Regions from separate parts of the Homo sapiens genome. Here regions 1, 2, 3 and 4 are each linked to region 5. A link is a contact called in ENCODE Hi-C or POLR2A ChIA-PET data. All regions are on one chromosome and are shown on one strand. The core of a region is the stretch at or near the end of the contact, and the rest is flanking DNA. Distances in the headings are between cores, read along the strand shown. Region 1 holds the start of STAMBPL1 (STAM binding protein like 1). Region 2 holds the start of LIPA (lipase A, lysosomal acid type). Region 3 holds the start of FRAT2 (FRAT regulator of Wnt signaling pathway 2). Region 4 holds the start of FAS (Fas cell surface death receptor). Region 5 holds the start of KIF11 (kinesin family member 11).

Region 1 (4,437 bases), core at 1,365-3,864, 3.7 Mb after region 5:
ATTCTAAAATTTGTCATTTATTTAGCAAATATTTATCAAAGAGCTGCTATGCATCAGCCCTAAGGAATGGAAATCTGGCTCTAATATCTTCAGGGATAACCATGAGTCATTTCCTGTAGTTTCAGTTGAAGCCATCTATAAATCTTTCATAAGGTCAAGAAAAAGAAGATAGTAGCAGACAGAATCACAAATCCAGTAGATTAATTAAAATGTCCCTAATTTGTAAATGTACCCACCAGGAAAGCACCTAGCACTTCCTGGACGGAATCTACATTATTTTCTCTCACATTCCTTCTACTTCTCATGTTTTGGGCAAGAATCATCAGTTTTCTTTTCTTGTAAAATGCAATCTCATTTCTTGGATTGTAGCTGTAAATTCTTACAGCTGGGAAGGGTCCTAAAGGAAGGAAATGATCAAACGGTGTTAATTAAGTCCTATGTGCTGAAAGTAAGAAGAGAGAACTATTACTAACAATTCTTTATAACTATTTTTATCAGTCCTTCTTAGGAATCAACCCCAAAGACACTCTCTCCTCCAGAAGCAAATCTCTCTATTGAGGACATCCTCAGGAAACTGGTTCCTCACTACTCCCTCCAAGCCTCCCACAAACCGTAAGAATCCTATGAAACAGGGCAAGAGTACCAAGAAACAGGCCTTGAAGGTTGAGATAGAGGTAAAGGACTTAGGTTATCTGCCTTATAATTTAAATTTTGGTGCTTACTTTATAGGTGAGGATAAGAAAACAAGTTTCTTCTTGAAATTCCCAAGAACCAGTTGCTACATAAATTACAGCCAACGTATACGCAAAAGCAGATTCTTAGTGGCAATTTGCTGTATCTGTGTCTGAACAGAAAACAATCAGCCAATTCATTTTGCAGGTAGATTCCAATAACATTTTATGCCTTTGAATGGAGAAGCTCTCATGGTGCAAATGGTAAACAAAAAGAGCCTACTGCTCAGCGACACATTAACTTGTATTAAAAATAAAGATATGTATAGTGTAGCTACACAATGCCCACTACAATCCAGTGGCAGAGTATATTTTTGAAGTGCAATGTAGCATCCATCCTGAAAACACAAAATTTCCAATGGAAACAAGGTCGGGATAAAAACAAAACACGGTGGCTTAATTTCTGTGTAAAACAACCGTCAAAACCTACCCTCAAAAAAATTGACACGAACAATCAAACATTCAGGTATAATTTATCTGCTGGAACAAATCTACGTTATTGACCTTGACAGGGCCTTAAATCATGAGACCATAAACAAGCATCCTAGTGATATCTATTATGTCTTCGGAAATAGCTTAAAATCCAGGACTTCATGTTATTGTCAGTAATGAGCAAGATGTTTGGAAAGCAGTGTGCTCACTGGGGCTTACTTTGAAAGCTGTCTTTTTTACTTACTACCGAACACTGATTTCCAGGAAGCAAGCCACCCCACCCCACTTCCCAGGCACTTGATTTTTTTTTTCAAACCTCTAGATTGGGTTCCGTTTCCTGAATTACTTATTCCTTACATAAATTTTCTTTTAAACTTCAGCAATTATGGCACCTTAGGCTCTGGGGGTATCAGCAGCGTGGGTTGTTTTAGAGAAAGTTCTGAAAAAAATATGTTTTGGAGACATTCCATTTCTTTGTGCATCTCACTGGGGGCTTTCAGCGAAAGCTTTAAGTTATTCAGGTGAGGGGCAATGTCTTAGTCGCTCATAAAGGGCATAAAAGTAACATCATCTGGAAAGGCATGGCACCTGCTCGGCCGGGGTAAAGGTCCGTTTTTCTAACCCTCGCCCCTCCCTCCTCCACACCGCGCCGCTAGAGACAGTGCAGTGGTCTCTCCCAAGGTCGACATCATCTCCAAGGCTGCAACCCAGGGCTGAACCAAAAAAACAGGCGCACCCACGTATAGGTCACGGCCAGAGTCCCGCCCTGCCACCAGCAGCCAGGTCTTCCTGCCTCCCTATCAAGGTGAAACTAACCCAGAGGGCCCAGCGGAGGGGCGCATACAGGCGGCGCCGATGGAGGCGGCCGATTGCATGACTGGCAGGAAGGAAGCGATCAGCCGCCAAAGTGCATTTTTTCCTCCCCTAGAGCCAGCCCGGGACCGGACGCTGCCAGCGGAAGGGCCGGCGCGCGCCAGGCCACGAGGCAGACGCACCCGCCGTGCGCACTTCCCCGTCCGGTGCGCGCTCTCACTCACGCGCGCGCGCCGCTACTCACTAGCAACCCTTGGTGTCCGCAGCCCGTGTGGGACGGCGACTGCGACGGCTGCCCCCGTGGCTGCCGTGTGGCCTTGGCATCCGTCCGGCTGCTGCAACCCGGGCCGCGGTGGCTTTTGCTGGAAGGCGTTGCAGCGGGGTGATACCGGCACCCGGCGACGAGGCGTCCGCTCGTTTGCCTCGGCCGTGCCTCCTCCCCCTTCTCCTCTGCCGACAGATGGAGCTTTGCTGGTTCCAGTCGCGCGGGCTCCGTGCGTCGTTCTCCTCCTCGCTGTCGGACACCCCAGCGCAGGGGACGAACAGCGTCCTCGCAAGCCCACGCGCAGGCCGGCCGACCCCGAACCTGCAGCAACCGTCCCTGCTGCCGCTGCTGCAGGAAAATAAATTGTCACTGCGATGGTCCCGGCCTCCCCTGCCCCGGCCCCTGGGTGCCGCCTCCGCCTCTGCCTCCGCCCCCTCCTCTGTGGCGGCGGCGGCGGCTTCCCGCATTCTGCAGAAAAAGCTCGCAGGTGGAAGGAAGCAGGGCCCCTGCGGATGGCCTAGAGCCCGAGTGAAGCGGTTGGGTGCGACTTTCGCATCTGAAACCCTGCACGTCTTCTCCCCAGACCGGAACCACCTAAACTCCCTTTTGCTCCACCATCAATTTCACCGAGATGGACAGGAGTGGTGCCTTTTAAGACTGCACAGTACACAAGCCTTGATGCAGCTGACCGTTAAACTGTCACTGGAGTCTGGGGAAGGATAGGGTTTTGGTGAAAATCCCACTTATACTTCATGTTAGGATTCCCTTTTTGATATTTATCCACAACTGGCTACGCCCACTATTAAGCATCTTAGCCCTTCCCCCTACCCCCAATTTGTGTGTACTTGGAAAATAAGAAGTATTAGAATATCTCCTGGATGTTATGTTACTATCACGTGTGGTGTTCTTACTACAGTTCTGGCACTGTGTCAGGCAGTCGGTACACAAAATCTTAGTCCATCTGCCACAACCCTGTATATAAAAGGGACTCATTTTTTGTTTTTGTTTTTGTTTTTTCCATGAACGAGAGACAGAGAAGTAAAATAATTTATCCCAGGTTACTCACCTAGAAAGCAGTAGAAGCTGAAATTTAAACTCTGATCCAACACTGAAAGCTGTTTCTATTGGCTTCACAGGTTCTATTAACTGATAAACATTTTATGGAGACTGCTGCTGCTGGATGAAATAGAGTCGCTTTTCTTGAGCTTGGTTGGGAGCTTACTTCCAAGTGAGAGAAATGGCTGCAGAGTGGGGTGGGGAAACACTGGCTTTTCTTAGTTAGCCTTTCCTCTGGAAACCAAAATTCTAGCCCTGGCTCAGCCACCAACTGAGTTATTTGGTCTCAAGCATTTCACCTTCTTAAGCCTCATCTCCCTGGATTCTTTTTTTTTTTTTAAATGAAGAGTTTGATTGTTGGAGGCAGCCTGCAGCCTTGATTTTTAAGAAGCAACAGTGTTGTTTTGCTTAGTTTTAAGTTGGTTCCAAATGTTGAAGTTAGGAAATTTCACAGAAATTCAGACTTTTCACATTTTCTGTAAAATCGTAACATCAGACATTTGGTCCATGGCGAGTTCTAGCAACCATCAGCTGAAGCTGAATAGCAGGTGTCGCCTTTAGACTGTGAAGACACTCTTCAGTTTTCCACAGTCCCCACCACTCCCATACACCCCCACCTCACTGACATTTGAGAATATGGTAGGCATTTGAGTTTGCAGTATTGAACCAGATAATCTCATGACCTACTGGACAATTTAAAATTCAGTGGTAATTAAGAAGGTTAGCCAGATTCCTAAAAAGCATTATGAAACAAAAAATTCCACGTACGTATTTAGAGTGGTCATTGATCATGGTCTTGCTATCTAGCATCCAAATTCTCATAAAAGCCAAAATGGCCCAATACCCATCGTCCCCTGCTCCCCAGCGGCTAGAGTACCATTTTGTGACCCAACATCAGCCTCAGAGACTCCTGTACAGTTATTTGAATCTGGATTATGTGTTTCAAGAAGAAACATTTTAGAAATGTCTCCATTATCTGTGAAGTGGGTTTTGTGTTCAGGGACAGTAGTGCCAGAGGTAACACTGCGGCAATGTCAGTGGTGTCCTAAGTGAGCTATTTGAATGGTGTGATGACCCACCTGTTGTAATTTCAGCTGCTAAGCTTCCCTTCCTGTGTAAGGAGACTTATTTGCCAAACTT
Region 2 (3,833 bases), core at 36-2,535, 3.3 Mb after region 5:
TTCATGTTCTATTACTTTCTACTATGTACATTCTGTTTTAGCCTCAAAGACCTCACCACTCTGGCTAGGACCCACCAGGAATATTCCTACCACAGGGCCTTTGTACCTGCTATTTTCACCCAGAATGTGCTTTCTCCAGTATCTAAGGCTGTTAACTACCTCCTTGCCTGTGCTCAGGTGTCACTTCATAAGAGTCCTTTCCTGATTACCATATACATATCATCCTCCTTATCCCTGTTTTTTTTTTTTTTTGGGGGATGGAGTCTCACTCTGTTGTCCATGCTGGAGTGCAGTGGCATGATCTCCGCTCACTGCAACCTCCACCTACCTGGTTCAAGCCATTTTCCTGCCTCAGCCTCCCAAGGAGCTGGGATTAGAGGCACACACCACCACACCCGCTAATTTTGTATTTTTAGTAGAGATGGGGTTTCACCAAGTTGGCCAGGCTGGTCCTGAACTCCTGTCCTCAGGTGATCCGCCCTCCTCAGCTTCCCAAACTGCTGGGATTACAGGCGTGAGCCACTGTGCCCAGCCCCTTGTTGTTTGTTGTTGTTGTTGTTTGTTTGTTTTTGTTGTTATTTATAGCACTTATCACCACCTCATGTATTATATAGTTATTCATGATGTGTCTCTTCCCATCAGAATATATACAAGAGAACAGGAACCTTGTTTGGTTGGTTTCTATACCTCCACTGTCTTACTAATGCCTGGCATTTAGTAGGTGCTCAATAAAATCTTTGTTTTAGAAAATGATTAATAAATAATATGTACATATTGAATATTGTTTCCTCTTTTAACAAATCTTTAATAATAATAAAAAATTTAAAGCAGCAAGATTGCTTTGCATCAGGCACAATGATAAGCGCTTTAAATGGAGCCCATGATTCACTTTCATTTATAGAGCCCACATGCTCTCTGTCAGGCGCAGAAGGTGCCAGCCCTGCAGGAGCTTCGGGGGCGGAGCAGAAGGCCGCCTAAAACAGCCTTTGCTAAGAGAGCATGCGTAGGCGACGCGCTGGTAGAGCTGTGGACCTGCCAGCCTGCGAGGCGGAGGACGGGCTCCATCTCTTAGAAACGCCTACGGCGCATGCTCTATGGGGTCAACTGGGGGGCTGGCAAGCGGCAGCGCTGGTCTGGGGCGGAGTCTCCGAGGCACTTCCCGGTGGCTGGCTGCTCTGATTGGCTGAACAAATAGTCCGAGGGTGGTGGGCATCCGCCCTCCCGACAAGGCAGACCAGGCCCCCTGCAGGTCCCCTATCCGCACCCCGGCCCCTGAGAGCTGGCACTGCGACTCGAGACAGCGGCCCGGCAGGACAGCTCCAGGTGAGAGTGCCGGCGCCGCGGCGCTGCCAGGTGCGGGTGCGGCGTGGAAGCTGGTGCCTTCAGCAAGGGGAGGGTCGCGCCCCGAGGCTCTGCCGGCCGGCAAGACCCTCTGCGTTTGGACCCAGCGAGTCTTGCCTGGGGTGCCTGCGGGTGCTTTTTCTGCGGGCGTTGGCTCAAGGCATCTGCCAATCAACCAGGGCAACTTCAGAGAGCAACTTCAGAGAGAAGCCCACTCTCTTCCCTGGGCGCTGTCCACTTTCCTGGACAGGCGCGGTCTCCGGTCAGTGAAGCTGCCCAGTGCTCCTGGACCGCGAGGACAGCAGGGATGTCTGATTCCTCTCTCTGCATCCTCGTGCTCTCCCCTTAGCTCCTCCAGGCATCCCATCCTACCTCTCTTGTTAGCCAACGGCGTGGTCGAAAGCAGACTTGGGCATCAATCCTGGTTAAAGTCCCAGCGATACTGCTTTTTAAACAGCTGACACTTTGCTTCCAGTACTTCAGCTGGGTGAACCTCAGATTCCTGAAAAATGGAATTAATGGTACTGCCATAGGGTCGGTGGAGGAGTAATTGACAGTAGATCAGAAGCGCTGCCTGCGGTGGCTGGCGCCTCGCAAGAGCTTAAATGGGAGTCGTAATAATTGTTGTTATTAGAAAGTTAAATAGCATGCTGCGTTGGGGCCTTTTCTTCTGCCACTGAACTGTTGGACTGCTCTTATCTTTTTTCAGAATCTGTACTATGCATCTAATATATACGTGGCACTTTGCTTGGTCCTGGGGGTACAAAGCTGAGTCAGATTGTTACAAAGTCTAAATAACTGAGATAAAGGTGTTAATACAGCCCAGAAAAGCACACTTAATTCAGCCTGGAAGGTTTTTTTTCCCCCCTCCTTCGAGATTTTCAGAGTATCTCCTTCTTAGTAAGAATTGCTTGGCTTAGTATGTTGAGAAAAACATACTAAGTATGTAGTGTTGTGTTGGAAGGAAAACTTAACTGGGTGAGATTTTCAGCTGAGTAGCTTTAGCTGTTACTCTCATGGACCTTCCTCTGGGCGGTTGATACAGGTTCTGTAGGAAAACCGCTGAATGAAAGCAGCTCCTGCAGATGCTATTCTGTTTTCAATTGTGGTAATTCCTTTAATTTTTTCCCTTTCAATTTACTCCTTATTCTCTAGTAATAATGGACTTTTGGGAGGTTGCATTTATGATAAAAAATAGCCTGGGGCTGTACAATCCTTCCTATCATGAAGAAGTACAAAGTTGTAAGTAGAAGCAGTGGCCTTGCTTTGCCAATGCACACTGAAGGGGATAACGTTTGCTCCTGTTCAGAGTTCACGGTCGGGCGCGGTGGCTCACGCCTGTAATCCTAGCACTTTTGGAGGCCGAGGCCGGCGGATCACGAGGTCAGGAGATCGAGACCATCCTGGCTAACACGGTGAAACCCTGTTTCTACTAAAAATACAAAAACAAAATTAGCCAGGCGTGGTGGTGGGCGCCTGTAGTCCCAGCTACTTGGGAGGCTGAGGCGGGAGAATGGCCTGAACCCAGGAGGTGGAGCTTGCAGTGAGCCAAGATCTCGCCACTGTACTCCAGCCTGGGGGACAGAGCAAGACTGTCTCAAAAAAAAAAAAGAAAGAAAAGAAAAGAAAAAGAAAAAGAAAAAAGAAAAAAGAAAAGAATTTCAGAGTTCACTACTTCTTGGAAAAAAATAATCCCAGGAGGAATTCCATCAACAGAAGGGAGTCAGTTCACTTTTGCAATCTCCTGAGAATCAATTTCTTAAGACTTGTGGAATATTCAGTTTAAACACAAAACTAAAAACAAACAGCTGTATTGGAGTATTATTGACATACAATAGCATGGCATATTTCAATTGTACAATTGTATAAGTTTTTGCATGTGTACACACCTGTGAAACCATCAGTACATTCAATATTATGAACCTGTACATCACCTCCAAAATATTATTTGTGCATACCCCTTTGTGATCCTTTCTTACTGCCCCTTCTCTCCAGGAAACCACTGATCTGCTTTCTGTGAATATAGATTAGACTGCATTTTGTGGAGTTTTATATGAATGGGATCAGACAGTACTTTTTTTTTTCCTTATTTTGATCTGGCTTCTTTTGGCATAATTATTTTGAGATTAATCTATATTTTTTTGTGTTCCTTCCCTTTTATAGCTGAGTAGTAGGTATATACCATAATTTATCCAATCATCCATTTAAAGCATTTGGGTTTTTCCAGTTTTTGTCTATTACACCCAAAGCTGTTATAAACATTTATGTACAAGTCTTTGTATGGGCATACATGCCTGCATCTTTTTAAGTGATTCTATTTATTTTTTAAAAATGTAGAAGTTCTGGGATCTAGTCCTAGGTTTTTCTCTGACCACTTGCGTGATCTTAGGAGAGGCATTTAACTTTGCCTTCAGCATCCTCAAGGTCTTTGCTGTGATTTTGAGTCATCACTGCCAGAAACCAAGATGGTCTTTGTTGATTTGATGGTTAGA
Region 3 (4,069 bases), core at 902-3,401, 4.7 Mb before region 5:
GATTTGAAAAAAAAATCAAGGCATTTGAAAAATCTAAAGAAAATAGAATGGAATATTTAATAACTTTCTGGCAGCAAGGAGACTCCAAATTTAGCATCGTGTTAGAAATTTCAAAGAGATTTTAAAATTTGCCTACATGAAAATTTGGTTTTAGTGGGGGAAAAAATGACTGTACAGAGCCAACAAAAGCCTGGAGACGTATTTGCGGCAAAATATGAAAAGGGTTAACATTTGGTATGTAAAGGAGTCATGCAAATACGTAAGAAACACTCCCTAGGAAAATCTTATTAGGAAATAGACAATTCATAAGAAAGGAAGTACAGTTTGTTAACAAACATTTAGAAAACTGCTCTACCTAACTGAAATCAAAGATATGCAAACTGAAGGGAGAAAATTTCCCTATATAATCCGCAAAAAAAAAAAAATTCAATAATACTCAAATACTAGTGAAGGTGTAATGATGTATGCTCAAGCATTAATGATGGTAGAGTACATTTACCTAACTCTTGGAAAGACACTTCCTGAACATTTATCAGTAAACCTTAAAATACCCAACTACTGTGACTTAAAATTCCACTCCTGGGAATATGCCCTAAGGAAAGAATCATCAATATCTTAAAGTGTCGCGCACAAAAATGTTAGTTACACACTTAACGATGGTGAAATTAGGCAAATGTTAAAAACATAGGCACTTGATGGAAACTTATGTAATCATTAAAATGTTTTCAAAGTGCATGCAATAACACGAAAAACGTTTATGATGTAAGGCAAAGTGGAAAAGTGTGTAACACTGTATGCATGTGTTTGTATACTACACTTTCATAGAACAAAGGCTAAAAAGGAAAAAAATTTAAATGTGAACCATGAGAGATTTTTTCCATCCCTTATATTTTTCTTTTTTTTTTTGAGACGGAGTCTCGCTTTGTTGCCCAGGCTGGAGTGCAGTGGCGTGATCTCGGCTCACTGCAACCTCCGCCTCCAGGGTTCAAACCATTCTCCTGCCTCAGTCTCCCGAGTAGCTGGGATTACAGGCGCCCGCCACCACGCCCGGCTAATTTTTGTATTTTTAGCAGAGATGGGGTTTCACCATGTTGGCCAGACTGGTCTGGAACTCCTGACCTCAGGTGATCCGCCCGCCTCGGCCTCCCAAAGTGTTGGGATCACAGGCATGAGCCACCCACCGCTCCTGGCCAATCCCCTATATTTCTATTTGAACCTTAAAAAAAAAAAAAGACCCTTCTTTAGCCGAGCGGCGGTGAGTCCTATTCTCATGATATGTCCGGGGGCTTGAAGACTGCGGGAGGGAAAGCCTCTGGGACCTCACCTCAGAGCGATTCTGCTCTGCTTCAAAGCGTCCCCTCTTAGGCCGGGCGCGGCGGCTGACGCCAGTAACCCCAACACTTTCGGAGGCCGAGGAGCGAGGACTCCTTGAGCCCAAGAGTTCGAGACCAGCCTGGGCAATATAGTGAGACCCCCCCCCCCCACCACCGTCTCTACAAAAAAAATTTTTTTAATTAGCCAGGCGTGGTGGCCGCGCCTGTGGTCCCAGCTGCTCCGGAGGCTTAAAGTGGGATGATTACTTAAGCCAGAGTTCGAGGCTGCAGTCAGCCGTGTTCGCGCCACTATACTTCAGCCTGGGCGACAGAGACCTTTTCTAAATAATAAATAAGTAAATAAGTAACGTGCCGCCTCTTCACTCCCAATTCCCTCCGCCTTTCCCCGCCCCGCCTCGTCGAAGCCGGACCCGCGGCGGCCCGCCCCTCCCCCACGACCAGGGCCGGGAACTGCGGGTGCGCGGGGCGGGAGTCGGGCGGGCTTAGGCGCGGCCGACACGTGGGGAGGGAGGCCGCGGCCCAGGAGGCGGGCCCGGAGTGGGTGTGGGTGTGTCCGTGCGTGGGAGAAACCAACCTCAGCCTCCTCCGAGGCGCCACGTTTCAGCACGGCTCGTTGGGCCCGGGAGGTCGGAAATCAGTCCCCACGCCCCGGACCCCCTCCTGGAGGGACAACGAACACAGGCGCGGGACGGCTTCGGTCACCGCCCGCGCCGCCCTTTGCCCCCGTGCCTGCTCGCGCGTCACCCCCGCCCCGGTGCGGTGGTAGGGCCCGGCGCGACGTCACCCATTGTTTACAAATCAACCCGAGCCGGCAGGATTCCGGCTCCAGCGGCTGCAGGCGCGTGGCTCGAGTGCCTGGCGGGCTCCGGCTTCCGCGTCCGCCCCTGCTCCGGCTTCGCCCGCAGCTCCGCGCCCGCGGGCAACCAAGCCCCCAGCGAAGCCCGCACAGCTCCGGGTGCCAGGACGGGGGGCCATGCCGTGCCGGAGGGAGGAGGAAGAGGAAGCCGGCGAGGAGGCGGAGGGGGAGGAAGAGGAGGACGACAGCTTCCTCCTGCTGCAGCAGTCGGTGACGCTGGGCAGCTCGGGCGAGGTGGACCGGCTGGTGGCCCAGATCGGCGAGACGCTGCAGCTGGACGCGGCGCAGGACAGCCCGGCCTCGCCGTGCGCGCCCCCGGGGGTGCCGCTGCGGGCCCCGGGGCCCCTGGCTGCGGCGGTGCCGGCGGACAAGGCCCGGCCCCCGGCGGTGCCGCTGCTGCTGCCGCCCGCTTCGGCTGAGACGGTGGGCCCGGCGCCCTCTGGGGCCCTGCGCTGCGCCCTAGGGGACCGCGGCCGCGTGCGCGGACGCGCTGCGCCCTACTGCGTGGCGGAGGTCGCCGCAGGCCCCAGCGCGCTGCCGGGGCCGTGCCGGCGAGGATGGCTCAGGGACGCGGTCACCTCCCGCCGCTTGCAGCAGCGCCGATGGACCCAAGCCGGGGCACGCGCCGGCGACGACGACCCGCATCGGCTCCTCCAGCAGCTCGTGCTCTCGGGAAACCTCATCAAGGAAGCCGTGCGGAGACTCCAACGAGCCGTCGCCGCGGTTGCAGCCACGGGCCCCGCAAGCGCCCCTGGGCCCGGGGGAGGCCGCAGCGGACCTGACCGCATTGCCCTGCAGCCCTCAGGCTCCTTGCTCTGACGCAGGCCTCCTGGAGGAGGAAGTGGAGGCCGCTGCGTAGACCCAACAGCGTCCAGTTCCTACTAACTCTGAGCTGAAGCCGACGTCGCCAGCCTGGGAGCGACCACTTTGGCTGCGGGGAGGCGCGTGGGGAGAGATCTCAACCAGAGAAGTTACCAGCCGCGGCGAGGCCGTCGGAGAAAACTTAAGCGTGGAGAAATGTATGCGCCAGGGTGCTTCCGTGGGGCATGAGAATTTCCCGGGCCATCCAAGCCCAAGGACCTGGGATAAACTGGGAGAACTATGGCAGCTACTTGCATCGACTTGTACCTCACTTAGCCCTTGGGGGCGTCGTGAGCTTGGATTGTTTAAGGAGGGCTCAGGGGTAGGAATCGCGATGGCTTTATAACAATACTTGAAAACTAACGACACGCATACATTTTCTTATTTTCTGGTGGAGGAGCTTAGTAAGTGGTGCTACAATTGCTGTGCAAAGAAATTCCAGAGGGGAGAAGAATGTAAAAGTTTGGTGGTGGGTGGCTTGGCATTGCCCCTTTTTCCCACCGATTCGGTGGCTGGTGAAGGTGGGAGATGTGAACTCCAATTAAGGGACTGGAGAGAGGTGAAGAATTTTGCAGGTGGGAGATTTGGATTTGAATGTGGACTTGTAAATGACTTGACCTTGCCATCTGTGTTCAAGGTCACGGTTTGCTGTGGGGTTCCTGGGAGAGCTTACTCACCCCGGAGTCTTTTCTTTCTCTTGCTCCAAGAAGAGCCCTGTTGGTGCTTTACCACCGCTTGGAGTCTCCCGAGGACACAAACAGGCAGAGAGGGACGTGTAGGGAGAGTTCTTTCCTGTTTTCTGTGCTTTCCTTTTTACAGGACTCCCGGAAGGCCACTCATGGCCATGCCAGGAGCTTTCTCAGAAACAGTCATAAACGATCTCTTGAGTCTCTTTCTTGTCCTCCCAGCTGAGCTTTCTTATTCCACCCTTTCTGGTGTCTATAGGAATGCATGAGAGACCCTGGACGTTTTTCTGCTCTCTTCTGGCCCTCCATGGAGTCATGGGCCTCGGCCTCGG
Region 4 (4,090 bases), core at 1,581-4,080, 3.6 Mb after region 5:
CTTGTAAATACACAGCTTTATTTTCCAAAGGCCCTCTCCCTTTCCTTTGACCATAAGATAACCATTCTACAAAATGTAAAGGAGAGCAAACTGGCTGTCCAGTGATTGCCTGGCCAATGTCCTAAATAATGCAAGACAAAACCTGTTGGGGCCCAATAAAATAAAAATCCATGGACTCTTAGAGGCTTCGGAATTCAAATGAGCCTCATGGATCCACATCCCTTCAATTAGCAAGCTGGCATTTCTGAGCGAGGGACTTTCCAAAACAGGCTGCTCAAGTTTCTTGGCCAATAACAGGGTCATGCACAATAAAAAAAAAAAATGCAACCCACAGCTATTTCTCAAATTAATTTGTAAAGTAAGTTTGACTCTTTTTCTGTCTCCTTTAGAAATTTGTCAACTTTTTGGGATTTCAAACTTTTTTATTGTAAGTGTCGGAGTAAAAACACTCAGAAATAGGAAAGAGAAAACTAACACCAGGAAGGTTGAGAGAAGGAAAGAGAAAGAGAAGCAAAAGGGGTTAAGGATGGGGATACTTGTTGACTATAGTTATCACCAGAGTCAGAGGACTAGGGGAAGAGGGGAAAAGCAGAAAACAGCTCCCCACCCATCTATGTCCAGCCCATTAATAGAATTAAAATTTGCTTCTGTATTCCAAGTAATTAGCACTTTGCATCTATTTTATTTATTGCTACTACTAAGAAAACATAACCGTGAAGGCATAAAAGCAAACATTTTCTGTAGACACATGAGGTGACACAAGAGTGTTGAAACTTCTTTAAGGATAAAGGCCTGATGTTAGGCATGTCGTGAGCGCAAAACCAATTTCTGTGTAACTAAATTTAAAAGAGTCATATTAGAGGGGAGAAATGGAAGATAAACTGCAAAACGTAAACAATGATTACTTAGGTGATAGAGTTATGTCTGATCTTTGTATTTGACTCATCTGCATTTATAAATTTTATTTAATAAGCCTTAATTTCCTAGGCCATATATCATATACAAATATAAGTTATACCTAACTTATAGGTATTATAATATGTATATATACATAAATGTATGAATATTTACATATGCGTGTGTGTGTGTATTCTTTCAGAAAAGCAAAGTTTTCTTCGGGCTTTAAACACGCAGCCTCTGGTAAAGGTGCTATTGGTACAAAAGTTCAACAAGCATAGCTCCAAGCTTTGACAATTTTCTTACACTTTACTAATACTGCTGTCCAAAAACTATGAGATTTTCAAAGCAGCCAACATTGCAGTGGTGCAATGGTTAATAACAAGAGAGAGAAGAGTGTGGCCTGAGGTTGTATAAATGTTTTCTCAATCTTGAATCATTAATTTTCTCCAAGGAAGTTTCTAAAGAATCCCAAATAGTGCACACTATTTCTGAAAGGAACAGGATTTTTTTTTCTAATCATAAAATGGACCCAGACATCTCAGCCTCTTGGTGTAATCTGGATATCAGATGCAATCAGCGAACAGCCTGAGTTTTGGAATTAGATCTGAGTTCAATCCCATATCTCCCATTTACTAGCTGTGTGATCTTGGCTGAATTACTGAAGCTCTCTGAACCTCATTTCGCCATCTGTAAAATGGGGATGTGGTTATCTTCCCCACTACATGGCTCTCGTGAGAATCCGCGGAGATCACATTTGTAAACACTTCTCTCGCTATGCCTGGCACTTTGTTGGGGCCCAATAAAATAAAAATCCATGGACTCTCAGAGGCTCCGGTACTCAAATGAGCCTCCTGGATCCACGTCTCTTTGATTAGCCATCTGCAAGCTGGCATTTCTGAGCGAGGGACTTTTCAAAACAGGCTGCTCAAGTTTCTTGGCCAATAATAGGCGCCGGGTTCTGTGCGGTGGGAACGAGTACCACCAACCCCAGCAGGAGACCAAGCAGAAATCACCATGGGAGTGCAAGCTAAGAAAGGGCAAAAGAAGAAAGAGAAGGGCAGAAAAACAAAACAAAATGAAACCACTCAGGCAGCGACTTACAGTCTTAAAGAGAGAATTCCCGGAAGGGAGACAAGGCAGTTTCTTTTTCTGTGTGACAATAAAAAACGGTAAACAAGCCTCCAGAAGCTCATTCAGCCCCCATATAACTTTTTCGAGAAAGAAAAGGTGCCGTTCTTCCGAGCCCTCCGGCTTAACCACTGCTTCGGTGCTGACTTATTTCCTACGTCTGAGAACTGCCAGAAAATGAGCAATATCTGTTCTGAAGGCTGCAGGCTCTCTCCCCGCCCCCGCGGGGCGGCGCGCACTCACCCACCCGCGCCGGAGCGGACCTTTGGCTTGGCTTGTCAGGGCTTGTCCAGGAGTTCCGCTCCTCTCTCCAACCGGGGTCCCCCTCCAGCGACCCTAAAGCTTCCCAGACTTCCGCTTCAATTCCTGTCCGCACCCCACGCCCACCTCAACGTGGAGCGCAGTGGTCTCCGAGGAGCGCCGGAGCTGCCCCGCCTGCCCAGCGGGGTCAGCACTTCGCATCAAGGCCCAAGAAAAGCAAGTCCTCCAGCGTTCTGAGCACCCGGGCCTGAGGGAAGGTCCTAACAGCCCCCGGGAGCCAGTCTCCAACGCCTCCCGCAGCAGCCCGCCGCTCCCAGGTGCCCGCGTGCGCCGCTGCCGCCGCAATCCCGCACGCGTCCCGCGCCCGCCCCACTTTGCCTATCCCCGGGACTAAGACGGGGTAAGCCTCCACCCGGGCAGGAGAGGGCTCACCAGAGGTAGGAGGGTCCAGATGCCCAGCATGGTTGTTGAGCAATCCTCCGAAGTGAAAGAGCTTCCCCAACTCCGTACTGAGCGGGTCCACCAACCCGCGGGAGAAGAGGCAGCTCCGCCTGGGCAGCCAGGGCTGGCCTCAGGGTGTGTTCCGTGCCAGTGCCCGCCCCTGAGGCTCCAGCCAAGTCACTCGTAAACCGCTTCCCTCACTCCCCAGAAGCGTCTTTGAACACCTGTGTGTCACTCTTGCGCGAGATCAGAGACGAGCTCACGAAAAGCCCCGGTGGTCAGGAGGATGGGAAGGAAGCCTCGCTGGGGAACGCCCGGGTTGGGGAGGGCTCCATTGATTCAGCAACTTGGCCTGCGCGCGGGTAGGGAGGGGGAGAAGTCAGGGTGAGGAAGGAGTCAGGGTTCGTTGCACAAATGGGCATTCCTGTCCCGGGGCGTTCCTGCAGTGGCTGGCATGCTCACTTCAGGTGAGGACCTCGAGAGCCGGCCTCCTGCCCTTTCTAAAGGCTTCTGCTGTAGTTCAACCTGGGAAGTTGGGGAGGTCTTGAAGGAGAATGGAGCTCAGAGCGCAGAGGTCCTGCCTGGGTACAGGAGCCTTGGCTAATTGCTGGAGTCACTCAGAGAAAGACTTGCGGGGCATTTGACTGGGCTGTCCATGTTGTGGCTGCAACATGAGAGGCTCACAGACGTTTCTGGAATGGACAGTTAACCATATGAAAAAGTACAGATGTTGCGCCATAGGGCTCTGAAAAGGGAGGGCCCCTTAGTTTTTATTTCTCAAGAGGAAAACAAAGCTAACAACTTAAGCCAAATCGCATAGCCCCAGCTATATTAAACATTCACAATTACTTCCTGTCCTTCGTTACTCATTATTTCCTGGCCAATTTTCTTTAAAAAAAAATCTTGTAATTCTTTCGTGCTCTGGTGAACACTGTTCAAAGTCACTATTGCTTTGGAACGGTAGATAGCTCTTAGGTAGTTTAGCATGAATTTTACAGAAGGTATGTTTGGATAATGACATCATTACTGAACCTGAATTTGGATGCAGTTCCAGACTGGACACACTAAAGGTTTCAGTATTCCTTTGGCATCGTCCACCAAGCTCTGCACCTCACTCTGCAACCTCTCTCCCTTCCCAATTAGATTCAACCCATTAATAACACATTAATAACCCTTTGCTTAGCCCACTGTTCATCCTTCAGGCTTCCTCTCAGTTGACATTTTCTTCTGGAGCCTGTTTGGGCCCTCAAATCTAGGTTAGGTTACCCTCCTGAGGGCTTTCCATCACCCTGTGTTTTGCATCTGTCACTGCACTTACCACCAGTCTTGTAGGTGTTGATAGGCTTGTCTCTGTTCCACC
Region 5 (4,147 bases), core at 448-2,947:
ACTATTCTATTCATTGGTGATAAAGTAAATCTCTTCTAAGACTTGAAATGTATACGGATCATAAACATCAAGTTCAAGATAATGGTTAACAGTGGCTGGAGGAAAAGGGATGGAGAGGGAAAAGGGGGGCTCCAGCAATGATTGTTTTGTTTCTTAATCTGGGTGATGAATATACAAATGTTTATTACATTGTTCTTAATAACTTTTTGTAAGTCTGAAATATTTTGTAACTAACATTAAAAAAGAAATTAAATAAATGCATACGGAAAAGGTAATATTGCCTGGTTTTATTAAACAACCAAAATAATTTTAAAATTTGCACTTGTTATATGCACTGCATTTTTAAATAAAAATCTTCAAACAACTAACTACTAACAGAAGCCCCAGAGTACAACAACTAGTAAGTGTCACTGGCTAGACTTAAGATTGCCACCCAATTTCCTCTCTGACACCTTGTTTAGAAACCTAGTCATCACCTTCGATATCCACAATTCAAGTTACCAGGGCTGAGTAAACAATAGCCTAAGAAAGTTTGTTGATACAAGTTTTTCTAAAAAATAACCTTTTAATTTTAGAATACTTTGGGGTTTACAGAAAAGTTGCAACAGCAACTGTTAACAGCCACAAAAACGGACACACAAAACACACATACTCAGTAAACTGTGGAGAGCCTCTAAAAAGTTGAATAAATCAATTCTAACTAAGCAGCAGTTTCTAGCTTATTTTAAAATTGGGAAGTTATTTGGAAACCAGTCAGGGGAGGGCCGAACACCCCTCCACATCCCTTTATCTCGAAATATCCGTTTAGTTTGGTCTATGAACAAACACGCAGATGAAAGGGAAAACTGCAGCACAATCAGAAATTTACACTAGCTTAACTTGTCTTGATCTTTTAAAAAACATAAACTCACTTTATTAATTTTTAATGTTTAAAGACAGAGATGTTTACTTGTTTAGTAGGGATGCAGAAAATATTGCATCTAGAATAAAGAGAACAGTGATTGATTGCTTTTTAGAGGTAATAATACCAACGTAAGTGCTTAACCATCTGCAAAATAGGTATTCAGTCTTACTTCCAAACTGACAAACTACATGAAGTAGCATATAAAAGTGACACCTACATCTTTATTGACTATAGTTTAAACATAAGAACGCACTTTTCAGTATGGAACAGTGATCAAATCAAACATGTTATTTTCTCCTAAAAACCACATACACACAGCAACCGGGTGTCATTTTTATTGAACAGAACGCGGAGAACCAAGAAACTGGGACCCTCAGGAAATGCAAATAAAATCCCTCTCCCTGGACCGCGCAGTAGGGGGCCCAGCAGCGAAGCCGCAGCGCTCGGAATCCTGTCAGCCCTCTCCCTACCTGCATCTCACCACCACCTGGATGTTCTTCCCCTTCTCCTCTTTCTTCTTCGCAGACGAATTTGGCTGCGACGCCATGACGGTCCCCGCCAAAAAATCAAGGCCCGGCCGCGGACCTGGGCGCTGTGAGGGGCGGAGGGGCTTGGCGGCCGACAGGGGCCGGAGTCTCCCTGGTCCCTCTCGGGCGCTGGCGTGGCCTGGAGGACCGACGCACGCAGGTCGGCGTCCCCGCTCTCTACCCGGTACTCTGGCCGTGGCGTTTGTCCCGCGCCAGTCGGAGCCGCCAAATCACTAATCTCGTCTCCGCCCGAATCCCCAGAAACTAAGCAACGACTCGGCGCCTCAATTTGAAAAAGAGACAGAGTAGCCGGACCAATGGCTGCGCTGGCGCGCAAGGCACCATGGGATGCAGTATCCTCACTGGAGCCCCGCCCCCGGAGCGTGGCCTACGGGAACGTAAAGAGGTGGTCTGTCTGCTTGCTCCGGAACTTGGTAGTCCAGAGCCGAGACGCTAGAATTGAGTGTGGAACTTTTAGCGTAGCGTGGCTCAACTTACATAACGTCCCTAGCCCAAAATTCCCTCAGCTGCAGAGAGGAAATAATAGTAACCATCTCAGAGGGTTAGGGTGAGAATTAATGAGCTTGTGGAAGTAAATAGATTGGAATATATGGTAAGCACTCGCCATGATTATAATTATTAGAGAATTGTAAGAGAGGGCAGTAGAAGCACAGAAGAGAGGTCCAAAGCGAGCCGCCATCCCGGAGGCAGAGACCAGAATAGTCTTTGTGTGTGTGTGTGTGTGTGTGTGTGTGTGAGAGACGGAGTCTTGCTCTTGTCACCCAGGCTGGAGTGCAGTGGCGCGATCTCGGCTCATTGCAACCTCCGCCTCGCAGGTTCAAGCGATTCTGCTGCTTCAGCCCCCGAGTAGCTGGGATTACAGGTGCGTGCCACCACGCCCGGCTAATATTTGTATTTTCAGTAGAGATGTGGTTTCACCATGTTGGCCAGGCTGGTCTCGAACTCCTGACCTCAGATGATCCACCCGCCTCGGCCTCCCAAAGTGCTGGGATTACAGGCGTGAGCCACCGCGCCCGGTCCAGAATAGGCTTGAAGAATAATTAATGTTGGGGCCCGGTGGCTCAGGCCTGTAATCCCAACACTTTAACGGGCCGAGGTAGGACGATAACTTAAGTTCCAGGAGTTTGAGACCAGTCTGGGCGACATAGGGAGACCCCCCTCCCCGCGCCTCCCAACGGGTCTCAACAAAAAATAGAGGGGAAAAAATAGCCTGGTGTGGTGATGCGTGCCTTTTGGTCCCATCTACTCGGGATGCTGAGGAAGAAGGATCGCTGAACACGGGAGATAGAGGCTGCAGTGAGCCGGGATTATGTCGCTGGATTACTCCAGCATAGGCGACAGAGCAATGCCCTTTCTCAAAAAGAAAATAATAATAATAATAATTAGGAAGTGTTAAGCGATAAGGCTACTACAGGTTCCAAATCGTGATGAAATGGACACTGGACGCCATTTGGAGGACTCTGAATTTATCCTTTAGTCATCATCTCTAAGTGACTCCAGGCAAGAAAGCAGGGTCCGCCTCGATTTTAGAACGACTGCACTGACCGAGTGACGCAGGCCGCGGGTGCGCTGCGCTCCCCGTTTCTGCGCGGCGCAGCGGGCGGTGGCATCTCAAGGAAGCTGCGCAAACATCCGCCGCCCCGGCCTACGGATCCCAGCATGCAGCGCTCGCTGGGGCCTGCGCGCCGTCGGTCACCTCCGGCCTGCTGCGGGAGAACTTTTCGGCGTCTTGGCAGTGCCTGGCGTGACTCGACCGCTGTAGGTGTGGTACGCCGCACCAGGAAATACTGAAACAGGAGCCTATTGTTATGAATAACTTTTAAAATCTTAAGGAAATTGAACACTTGAACAAAGGATTTTTAGCAAAGCAATTTTATTTTTGCGCAGAGGGGTGCCTTTTTGGCCAGTCGCCTTGAGAGCACACCTGAACAAAGGGGCAGGAGTCTATTTTTGACGCAAGTCCTGCCCCTGTATCTTTTTCCCATTGGCTGGGGTCGGGTCGTATAATCTAAACTAATCCCGGTTGGCTAAACATTTGATTTTTTTTAGCTAAGGTGGGTACTTAAAAGAAAGCGGACAGGAAAGGGGAAGGGGTGTCTGTAATGAGCTAAAAAGTTAGTCCCTTCAAATAAGGAAAGGAATGTGAGCTGGTATTGATAAGGCCTAGTATTGTGGCGTGCCTGGGCATTTAACAAAAGCAAAAAAGGAGAAAAAGAGAAAAAAGGGAGGGTACTATGAATTAAAGAATAAAAGATTGATCGGGTTATTTGAAGAGAAACATCATATCCCACACTATGTTGTAGTCGGTTCCTGGAACTGCGCTTCTGGCCCACACAACCCATGGGAACCTAAATGTCGTGTTAGTCTATTAAGTAACAACCCGGTGTAGTGGAAAGCTCTGATGTCCTTTTTGTGTTCCTCCACTTGCTAATCCCCTACATGCGCCCCCCCGCACAACCCGCCCCAAGGAAATAACTGCATCTACAGCTCCTTCTGCTGGTCATCTCTATTTTGAGTAGCCAGCTGTCTATTGATATCTCCTCTTAGGTGGCTCGCTGGCATTTCAAAATGGGACCTATCTCCACCCTAATCTTTTCTCATCTGGATACTGGTGCTAACCAGAACCTTTGATTCCTCCACGTGTAGTGGAGTCCTGTTGATTTTATCTCCCCTCCGATGATCACCCTAGTACAAG

The links. Hi-C counts contacts between places; a loop is a spot of excess contacts on that map. ChIA-PET counts read pairs that join two places held with the same protein, here RNA polymerase II (POLR2A). Pooled maps may share reads with other maps.
Region 1: a loop to region 5 is called in a map of CD8-positive, alpha-beta T cell, with 24 times the contacts of the local background. The contact joins the promoter of STAMBPL1 here to the promoter of KIF11 in region 5. A Hi-C loop is called at or near these places in 1 of 168 maps with a recorded cell type or tissue (CD8-positive, alpha-beta T cell), 1 of 37 single-sample maps with no recorded cell type and 9 of 50 pooled maps.
Region 2: a loop to region 5 is called in a map of CD8-positive, alpha-beta T cell, with 13 times the contacts of the local background. The contact joins the promoter of LIPA here to the promoter of KIF11 in region 5. A Hi-C loop is called at or near these places in 2 of 168 maps with a recorded cell type or tissue (CD8-positive, alpha-beta T cell and naive thymus-derived CD4-positive, alpha-beta T cell) and 7 of 50 pooled maps. POLR2A ChIA-PET finds 5 or more read pairs at or near these places in 1 of 52 experiments (CD4-positive, alpha-beta T cell).
Region 3: a pooled map shows a loop between it and region 5 (3-fold over the local background). The contact joins the promoter of FRAT2 here to the promoter of KIF11 in region 5. A Hi-C loop is called at or near these places in 1 of 168 maps with a recorded cell type or tissue (naive thymus-derived CD4-positive, alpha-beta T cell) and 6 of 50 pooled maps. POLR2A ChIA-PET finds 5 or more read pairs at or near these places in 1 of 52 experiments (SK-N-SH).
Region 4: a map with no recorded cell type shows a loop between it and region 5 (8-fold over the local background). The contact joins the promoter of FAS here to the promoter of KIF11 in region 5. A Hi-C loop is called at or near these places in 2 of 37 single-sample maps with no recorded cell type and 6 of 50 pooled maps.

Annotation. Positions count from the first base shown.
Region 1 is chr10:88,878,422-88,882,858 of GRCh38, reverse strand. It overlaps STAMBPL1 (STAM binding protein like 1), which reads right to left and starts at 2,614. Exons shown (of 11, transcript NM_020799.4): 1 at 2,221-2,614. It overlaps LOC124902551, which reads left to right and starts at 2,195. Exons shown (of 1, transcript XM_047426134.1): 1 at 2,195-3,125. The coding sequence starts at 2,437. The coding sequence ends at 2,964. RefSeq lists enhancers at 1-885, 1,906-2,015 and a silencer at 2,596-2,725.
Region 2 is chr10:89,249,227-89,253,059 of GRCh38, reverse strand. It overlaps LIPA (lipase A, lysosomal acid type), which reads left to right and starts at 1,285. Exons shown (of 10, transcript NM_000235.4): 1 at 1,285-1,323. RefSeq lists an enhancer at 1,199-1,258.
Region 3 is chr10:97,332,811-97,336,879 of GRCh38, reverse strand. FRAT2 (FRAT regulator of Wnt signaling pathway 2) reads left to right here and starts at 2,151. Exons shown (of 1, transcript NM_012083.3): 1 at 2,151-4,069. The coding sequence starts at 2,308. The coding sequence ends at 3,009. LOC105378448 (a long non-coding RNA gene) reads right to left here and starts at 2,034. Exons shown (of 2, transcript NR_188201.1): 1 at 1,909-2,034. RefSeq lists silencers at 1,583-1,932, 2,063-2,212, 2,303-2,452, 2,793-2,922, 2,933-2,982 and an enhancer at 2,533-3,440.
Region 4 is chr10:88,989,538-88,993,627 of GRCh38, reverse strand. It overlaps FAS (Fas cell surface death receptor), which reads right to left and starts at 2,830. Exons shown (of 9, transcript NM_000043.6): 1 at 2,722-2,830. The coding sequence starts at 2,751. FAS-AS1 (FAS antisense RNA 1) reads left to right here and starts at 653. Exons shown (of 1, transcript NR_028371.1): 1 at 653-2,206. It also overlaps a transcript of ACTA2 not described here. RefSeq lists enhancers at 1,895-1,974, 2,105-2,514, 2,655-3,165, 3,166-3,677 and a silencer at 4,085-4,090.
Region 5 is chr10:92,590,680-92,594,826 of GRCh38, reverse strand. It overlaps KIF11 (kinesin family member 11), which reads right to left and starts at 1,697. Exons shown (of 22, transcript NM_004523.4): 1 at 1,375-1,697. The coding sequence starts at 1,451. RefSeq lists silencers at 1,293-1,362, 1,443-1,492 and enhancers at 960-1,711, 1,813-1,862, 1,893-2,082, 2,893-2,982.